2 separate regions of the Homo sapiens genome follow, and region 2 is linked to region 1. The links are chromatin contacts, found by Hi-C or POLR2A ChIA-PET in ENCODE. All regions are on one chromosome and are shown on one strand. Each heading gives the region's core, a stretch centred on a gene start or an enhancer-like site at or near the end of the contact. The rest is flanking DNA. Distances are from core to core; before and after follow the strand shown. Region 1 overlaps UBAP2 (ubiquitin associated protein 2). Region 2 overlaps UBAP1 (ubiquitin associated protein 1).

The links. A loop is a pair of places that touch in the nucleus more often than their neighbours do. ChIA-PET counts read pairs that join two places held with the same protein, here RNA polymerase II (POLR2A). Pooled maps may share reads with other maps.
Region 2: a map of mammary epithelial cell shows a loop between it and region 1 (5-fold over the local background). The contact joins two enhancer-like sites. A Hi-C loop is called at or near these places in 2 of 168 maps with a recorded cell type or tissue (ascending aorta and mammary epithelial cell), 1 of 37 single-sample maps with no recorded cell type and 3 of 50 pooled maps. POLR2A ChIA-PET finds 5 or more read pairs at or near these places in 3 of 52 experiments (AG04450, H1 and activated CD4-positive, alpha-beta T cell).

The regions. Positions count from the first base shown.
Region 1 is chr9:33,944,563-33,948,533 of GRCh38, reverse strand. UBAP2 (ubiquitin associated protein 2) reads left to right here. Exons shown (of 29, transcript NM_001370062.2): 13 at 1-160; 14 at 3,895-3,971. Among named protein-coding and RNA genes, the nearest start is that of SNORD121A, 6.3 kb to the left of the region's middle. Within about 2 kb of position 1,278, at least 3 of the 41 ENCODE cell types and tissues checked have a DNase peak (open chromatin) inside an H3K27ac peak, as active enhancers do; they include ascending aorta and mammary epithelial cell, where a contact is called at or near this core.
Region 2 is chr9:34,251,312-34,255,117 of GRCh38, reverse strand. It overlaps UBAP1 (ubiquitin associated protein 1), which reads right to left. Exons shown (of 7, transcript NM_016525.5): 7 at 2,595-3,726. The coding sequence ends at 3,586. KIF24 (kinesin family member 24) reads left to right here. Exons shown (of 13, transcript NM_194313.4): 12 at 1-46; 13 at 598-2,738. The coding sequence ends at 738. Among named protein-coding and RNA genes, the nearest start is that of UBAP1, 74 kb to the right of the region's middle. RefSeq lists an enhancer at 1-719 and a silencer at 1,921-1,970. Within about 2 kb of position 1,482, at least 21 of the 41 ENCODE cell types and tissues checked have a DNase peak (open chromatin) inside an H3K27ac peak, as active enhancers do; they include ascending aorta and mammary epithelial cell, where a contact is called at or near this core.

The DNA.
Region 1 (3,971 bases), core at 29-2,528:
ATCACCAGCTCCCAGATTTTGGACCAGTTGAAAGCTCCGAGTTTGGGCCAGTTTACCACCACCCCAAGTACACAGCAGAATAGTACAAGTCACCCTACAACTACTACTTCTTGGGACCTCAAGCCCCCAACATCCCAGTCCTCAGTCCTCAGTCATCTTGGTAGGTATACATTGTTTGTGGGTTTGCCCCTACTGAGGACGTTTCAAGCTTTGGCAGAGTGTGTTGACTTGTGAAGACTAATGTGGAATTTGTCCAGAGATGTTTCTTTTTAGTAGAACTCTTGCAGTTTCTCAGTTAAATCAGTCTTCCTTTGTTATACAATACTTGCATTTATTTGTTTTTGTTGTTGTTCTTGATAGTTTCATTATTGTTGGTAGTAATTGTGGTGGTAGTACATGCCTTGAAAAGTATGGTAAAAGCATGCAAATATGAACATCTAACACTTTGTGTAAATGCATGGACAGAATTTTCTGAGCTCTCTTAGAAGAGGGTGGTGATAGAACATAGAATGTGGAAAACATTTTAAGACTTTTTTTTTTTTTTTTTTTTTTGAGATGGGGTCTTCCTGTGCTGCGTAGGCTGATCTCCACCTCCTGGCCTCAAGCAGTCTTTTAATCTCAGCCTTCTGAGTAACTGGGATTATAGATGTGCACCACTGTATCCAGCCTAGACAATATTTTACTCTATTATTTTATTTTTTTTTTTTTTGAGTCAGGATCTTGCTCTGTTGCACAGGCTGGAGTACAGTGGCACAGTAACGCGTCACTGCCATCTTGACCTCCCAGGCTCAGTCCATCCTCCCACCTCAGCCTCTCTAGTAGGTGGGACTATAGGCACATGCCGTCACTCCTGGCTGATTTTTTTGTATTTTTTTAATGTGACAGGGGTTTGCCATGTTGCCCAGGCTGGTCTGGAACTCCTGGACTAAGGTGATCTGCCCACCTCGGCCTCCAAAAGTGCTGAGATCACAGGTGTGAGCCACCACGCCCGGCCTGGACAGTATTTTAACTATCACACTCTCATGCTTTCTCATTCTAACATTTTGAAGTATCAACTATGATTTCATCAACCTTTACATTCCGTGGTTTGTATTGTAAAGGTCCCATGTGTAGACTGGATGTTTTCTAAACTAAACTCCCACAGAAATTGTGACATTAAGCCACCATTCCCCACCAGCACTCACATGCCACACTGTATTAAGGAATAGCAGGGGATTTCATTCATTGTGGAGCTGGCCATGTGGGCTGGTTTATGGTTAGGGCATATAGAGAGACAGGGAAGCATATTCCTCTGTTCTGTGAAATGACTTACTGTGTTGGAAGTACATGAGACCACTCCGGGGTTTGAAGCGATGTCTACCAAGGGAAATCATTAGAGACTCAGTGCCCAAAGTTTTTGCTGGGGCAAGAAATGTAGGTACCCTGTGCCTACATTTTTTGCTATAGCACATAGCAAAATTACAGATTCCTAGAAGGAAAGCAGATGTTGAGCATAAACCACATTGTTTATACAGACATTCTTAGCACAGTGAGCCACTCTTAATAGGTTAGTGTGTTGGCACCCTTTGCCAAGTACATACCAGCAGTCCAAATTCTCAGACATTAGCCAAGGTCCAGTCATCAAGCAGGCCTTTTTGAGAGGAATTGTAGGTCCCTATATTAACTTTTTCTGCACACATAACTAGTGAGTGATAGGACTTTTTAGATAGAACCATGCTATTCCCATATTCTTTATAAAACCTGTGTGTTTGGTGCATGCCTATAATACCAAGTTCAAAAATGAATGCGCCTAAACCAGCTCTGCCATTTGTTTTTTTTTAAATTAAATTCTGTTGACACTCAGCTAGCTGGGCACAGTGGCTCATGTAATCCCAGCACTTGGGGAGGCAGAAGGAGGAGGATTGCTTGAGCAGGAGTTCGAGACCAGCCTGGGCAACGTGATGAGACACAAAGGCTAAAATATTAGGTTGTTGTACTATCTGGCCCCATAGAGAAAAAGAGGGCCAACCTCTGTCCCATATGGTAGAACTGGCTTTTCAAATCAGTAGTGAAAAAACGCTTTATTAAAACCGTTTGAAAAATGAAGTTGGATCTCTATGCCAAAATGCCAGTGGGTCAGATAGTTAAACATAAATAGTGAATCTAGAACTATAATAGAGAAAACACAGGAGAATTTTTTTGTTGTTCTGTGTGAGGGAGACCTTTCTGGGTATGGCAGAAAACACCAAATTAGGCAGACAAACAATGAAAAAAATACTCAAAATTTGTATCATAGACAAAAAGAGTTAATTTCCTTAATATAAAAAGAGTAAAAATAAAGCAGATCAACAAACAGGTTAAAAAACTGGCTAAAGAGATAAGAACAGTCTATAAGTAAAGAACACTTAAGTATATGAAATGATACTTAGCACATTTGTATCATTTTAGTTTGTATTTTTTAATACCATTTTCCACCAATTAAACCAGGAGATTCAAAAGTGTTTGATATTAGAGTGTGTTAAAAAGGATGTGTTCTATCTGTGGACAGTAATTTTATAATATTTATCAAAATTCAAAATATATTTACCCTGTGAAGGGGCAACTTTATCCTACCAGTTGATCCTACAGGTATACTTGTACTTGCACAAAATATCTTACATACAAATGTATTCATTAGTGCATTGCTTTTAATAGCATAAGATTTGACCTAAAAGTCCATTAATATAGTACTGGTTTTATAAAATGATACCTATGTGTACTAGATTTCTGTGTAGTCACCAAAATGAGTATGAAGTAGCTCTTTGAACATTAATGTGAGACACTCAATGGAAATTAAATGATTTGTGAGACAGTAAGGTATATAGTGTGTGTATATATATGTCTGTCTGTCTGTCTGTCTATATATATTGTGATATAGTATCTCTGAAAGAGACATTCAGGAAAACCGGGTACAGTGTTTGCCTTTGTGGAGCAAGTATGGGAGAGTGGTGTGGAAGAGAAACATAATATTCGTCATACATATTCTTGTATCTATTGGATTTTGTTTTTTGTTTGTTTGTTTGTCACCCAGTCTGTCACCCAGGCTGGAGTGCAGTGGCGCCATCTCAGCTCACTGCAAGCTCCGCCTCCCGGGTTCACGTCATAGGGCCTGCCTCAGCCTCCCGAGTAGCTGGGACTACAGGTGCCCACCACCACACCCGGCTAATTTTTTTGTATTTTTAGTAGAGATGGGGTTTCACCATGTTAGCCAGGATGGTCTTGATCTCCTGACTTCGTGATCTGCCTGCCTCGGCCTCCCAAAGTGTTGGGATTACAGGCGTGAGCCACTGCGCCCAGCCATCTTTTGGATTTTGTAACATCATATATATATATATATCAATTAGTCCAAAAACTTAATAAGTTTTTTTTTTTTTAATTTTTGGATGAAGACATGGTCTTGTTTTGTCATCCAGGCTGGAATGCAGTGGTGCAATCATAGCTCACTGCAGCCTTGTACTCCTGGGCTAAAGCAATCCTCCCACCTCAGCCTCCCAAAGTGCTGGCATTATAGGCATGAGTGACTGTGCCTGGCTCAAATTTTTAACAGTTATGTAGAAAATCCATAAAATAATAAAAGTATGATTCTCTGTTAGCTAATGGTCAGGTGTGTATAGCACCATAATATTGTTCTCACGAGTTCATCACTCCCTATGCTTAAACATAAACCAAATCTCTCTGGATAGGAAACAAGGTGTGTACCCATTTAGGAACTTTTCCCGTTTATCATAAATGAAGTGTTACACATAGTGTGTGTAAAACCTAAGAAATTCAACTGGAAATGATTTGGAGAAATTGGTGGTAATAGAACACTTCATGTTCTATTGAAGAACATTGTGAAGCCATTATGCCTCATTAATTGCTGCTTACTTTTTTTAGACTTCAAATCTCAACCTGAGCCATCCCCAGTTCTTAGCCAGTTGAGCCAGCGACAACAGCACCAGAGCCAGGCAGTC
Region 2 (3,806 bases), core at 233-2,732, 310 kb before region 1:
GCTCGGCTTCAAGGAGGAGACGCTGATGAGCCAGCTGGCTTCTAATGTAAGTAGCCCTGGCTGGACACTCACAGGCTGTTGGGAATTAGCCTGCAGCTAATTTGATGGTCATCCTTGTTTGCTGTGGCTGTGTGTGGGGAAAGGGTCTCCTGGCACACACTAACCATAACTGAGGCCTCACACCTCCTCTTGCCACGCCTTTGAGACATCTTGAGTATAGGTACAGGTGGGAGATGGTGCAACACTCGCCTTTTCCAGGCTAAAATGTTTCCAGCCTCTATCCTCAGCTGCTCTGCCTTCCTAGCGGTTTGTCGGGGCCCCTCCCTGTGACTAACAGTGACCAGTCTGCTGCCTACCACACGTAGGTATTTCTACCAAATACCCTTCTGCCTTACAAAATACTCCTCTGCTTGGAAAGTGTCTCGAATGCAGAGCAGCAGGCCCCACCCTGTGCCATAGCAACTATCCTACATGTTCTCCCGCTGGAAGAGTGGCCTGGGTTCTGAAACTTTCCTGCCAGAGGAGGGACTGAAAAAGCAGATCTGGCAGAGCGCCAGCAAGAGCAAAAGCTGTATTCGTCCCTTGTTTCCTTCTCAGGATTTTGAAGATTTTGTGACCCAGCTGGATGAAATCATGGTTCTGAAATCCAAGTGTATCCAGAGTCTGAGGAGCCAGCTGCAGCTCTATCTCACCTGCCACGGGCCCACCGCAGCCCCTGAGGGAACAGTGCCGTCTTAGAGCCAGACCCTGTGCCGAGATGGTGGGGGCCCTGCAGGAGTCTGTGCTGGGCTCTCAGGCTGGAGGAGCCTCTGCCAGGTCCTCCCTGCACACACCAGAACCCACACGCTGGTCCTGCCTATGCTAGCGTCACCCCAGCCCCACGTGGCTTCAGATAGGTCCCAGCTTCTCCCTCAGGGACAGGCCCCTGTCCCTCAGTTCCATGCACAGGAGTGCCTCCAAGGGTGGGCCAGGCCGAAGAACCTAATGCCTTTCCCTTGTGCCTAGAGAATATGATTAACTAACCCCTTGCCTGTGGGAATATATTTGGGTCTAATAACCCTGAAGTTTCTAAGTTTGGGGATCAGAGGATGGGGTGGTCAGTGGTAGCCTAGAGGTCAGAGGTCACAAGACAGAGAAGACAACATGCTGAGACCAGAGGCTTCACCAGCTGAATTCTGTGCCTAACTTAGAAGACTAAACACTGGCCCAAACTTAACCATTGGTGCTAGGGGGACAGGGGTGGGGTGAGCTCTGCCCCATCAGCCCTTGGAGATTGATTTGGGGATTTAGAGGCGTTTTTGAAAATGTAAATAGCATAAACCTTGACTTGATGTGTCACTGACAGCAGCAGATGTGAGACAGGCCTTATATTTACAGCTCCCTTCCCTTCCTGCAATCCAGTGTTGAGGCAGAAGAGGGTGCCTGTGTCACACATCAATTTTTCTCCTGACTTTTGCTCGGGTGAAAGGCCTCTGTACAATGCCCGATACTCTCATGCTTCCATGGCAGCTCCTGGCTCCTATCTGGGACACCTCACTACCCAGCCCCCTCATGGAATAGTCCATCTCCTAGCCTGGCCTTCATCCAGTTCACCCTGCCCAGCCACCCTGCCTCTCAGGGGTCTGTGTTGGGAACCTTGGCAGTTGAACAGAGTGCTCTGTTCAACAGTCTGAGGCCTCTGAAACAGAATTCACACACAAACCTTCAGCCAAGTTCTGCCTGCTGTGTATCTTTTTAGCAGGAAGCAGCTCAGGACAGGGAAGACAAAGTAGCCTCCAGGTGCCAATTACTTTAAAGCCACTCTGGGTCAAATGGAGATTCATGAGTCACGGCCTTGGCCCGAACGCCCATTACTATGTGAGCCTTTATTTCCTTCAGATAAAGGATAACTTTTTACGGTTTTAAAAGGAGGGCTTAATTAAAAGGCCAAGAAGAGGGTTAAATGGCTCTCTTGAGACACTAGCAGCCTGGTCCAGTCACCCTTTGTCAGCCTGACAGTGCCTCATCTGACCGCCAGGGGGCATCCTTATTGGTGCTTCCCGGCTGCAGGGCACTGCGGCCCCTCCCTCACATGATCACTAAAAACCTTCAAAGACCCAGTCTAGCCAAAAGCTCAAGTGGGACAATGGCACAGTATTAAGGTCAAGGACAAAAACTTACTTACTTTAGGAATGAACCCTATTCTATCATCATATACAACAGCACCACTGAGAGCTGGTGAAACAGTTTAAATCCCATCCTCTGCTTGTGGCAAATGATGCATAAATGCCTGCTGCTCACAGTAAAAGGGCTTCTTCCTCTTTTACTGGGTGATCCCCCTGAAGGCCCAGCCTATCCCAACTCCACAGTCAGGAAGGCCTACGTCCTTGGTCCACAGACGGAGCTGGGCCAGGTTTAAAAGACTCAGTCTAGGCTTGCCTTTGCAAACCAAAAACGAGGACAGGTCTGAAGTGGGAAGAAAGCTCCGAAATAGAAAACGGTTAGGTCCTATTCTATCCCCAGCAAATCTAAGCAAGAAATCTCTTTATACACCACATGGCCCCCCCACTCCCATAAAACAGCCTTGGTAATAAAGAAGTTATCACACCAAGACATACCTTTTAGATTTTTATTAGTAGTTCTCTCTGAAGAATCAAAATAGTTAGTTAGCAAATTATTTTAGATTCAAGACTGTATATCCTTTGTATTTAGATCTTTAATGATGTACAACATAATACAAAACAAACCAGAGAGACTGATTTCTATGACTAGGTGTTATTCATTGTGTCATCCTAAAGCAGTGGGCTGGAGGGGAAGCTGTTCAAGGAGAACAGAGGTGGAGTTAGTGCTGGCCAACTAAATCATGGCCTGTCTGCTTACCCATTCAATGTGCTGGGAAGGGGCCAATGATTTCTTAAACTGTTTCCTAGAGCAGGGGCTCTAAAACCCTGGGTAGCAGAGGACTGTGGTCCAAACCAAGCCAAAAGAAACAGGCTGGGGTAGGGAAGCATGGTGACTGCCTGGCAGAAAAGGCAAACTCTGGGCCCCATAGGGAAAAGTGCATTCTTTGCACCTCAGAGATATTGCAGAACCAGTGTTAACACTATGAGACTTTGTTAGGAGGGGAAAAAATAAAACCCTGGAAGAATCTTTCACTTGAACTCAACTTGACTGGAGTTCAGTCCACCAGTCTCAGGGGAAGGGGGAAGCACCTAGCTCCACAGCAGCACTGAGTCTGGCCCTCCCGCCCCATCTCCCCAGCCCCTCTCAGCAACTAGGCCAGGCTTCAGCTGAGGACATAAACACCCCAGAAAGACTAGGGTAGTCTCTCCGGAGGGCTGAAGTGGGAAGGACACTTCTCAAAATGCAAATGCGTTTAATACGGAAGGAGCCAGGACAGTTCTGGGGGCACTCACATGCCCGAATCTTCCCCACCTCCCCAGCTCAGGGCCTAGGCTCACAGAGACTGGCGAGCAGTCTCCACACCTGACCTTCTAACCCCCAAAAGAAAATCCGGAAGCTGCCCCTTCTCTTTCCCCACAGGTGGGCTCTGCAGGGCCTCCCAGGGATGGTGGTTCTGCGGCAGGGCCTAGGCAGGGCCTGGTCTCAGCTGGCTCCTGCCCGAGCCATGAGGTCTTCCAAAGCATTGTCCTGGTCATTGTTGTGTAATAGCAAAACTTCCTTAATGTCTTTCAGCTCAAAGCCCATCTCCTTAAATTTGCTCATTAACTGAAGAAACTCCATCATCTAAGGGAGAGAAGAGAACACAGATTAAAGAAAAGGGTGGGGTCACAGCACAGCTGAGTGAAGGAGTGTGTGTGTGGGAC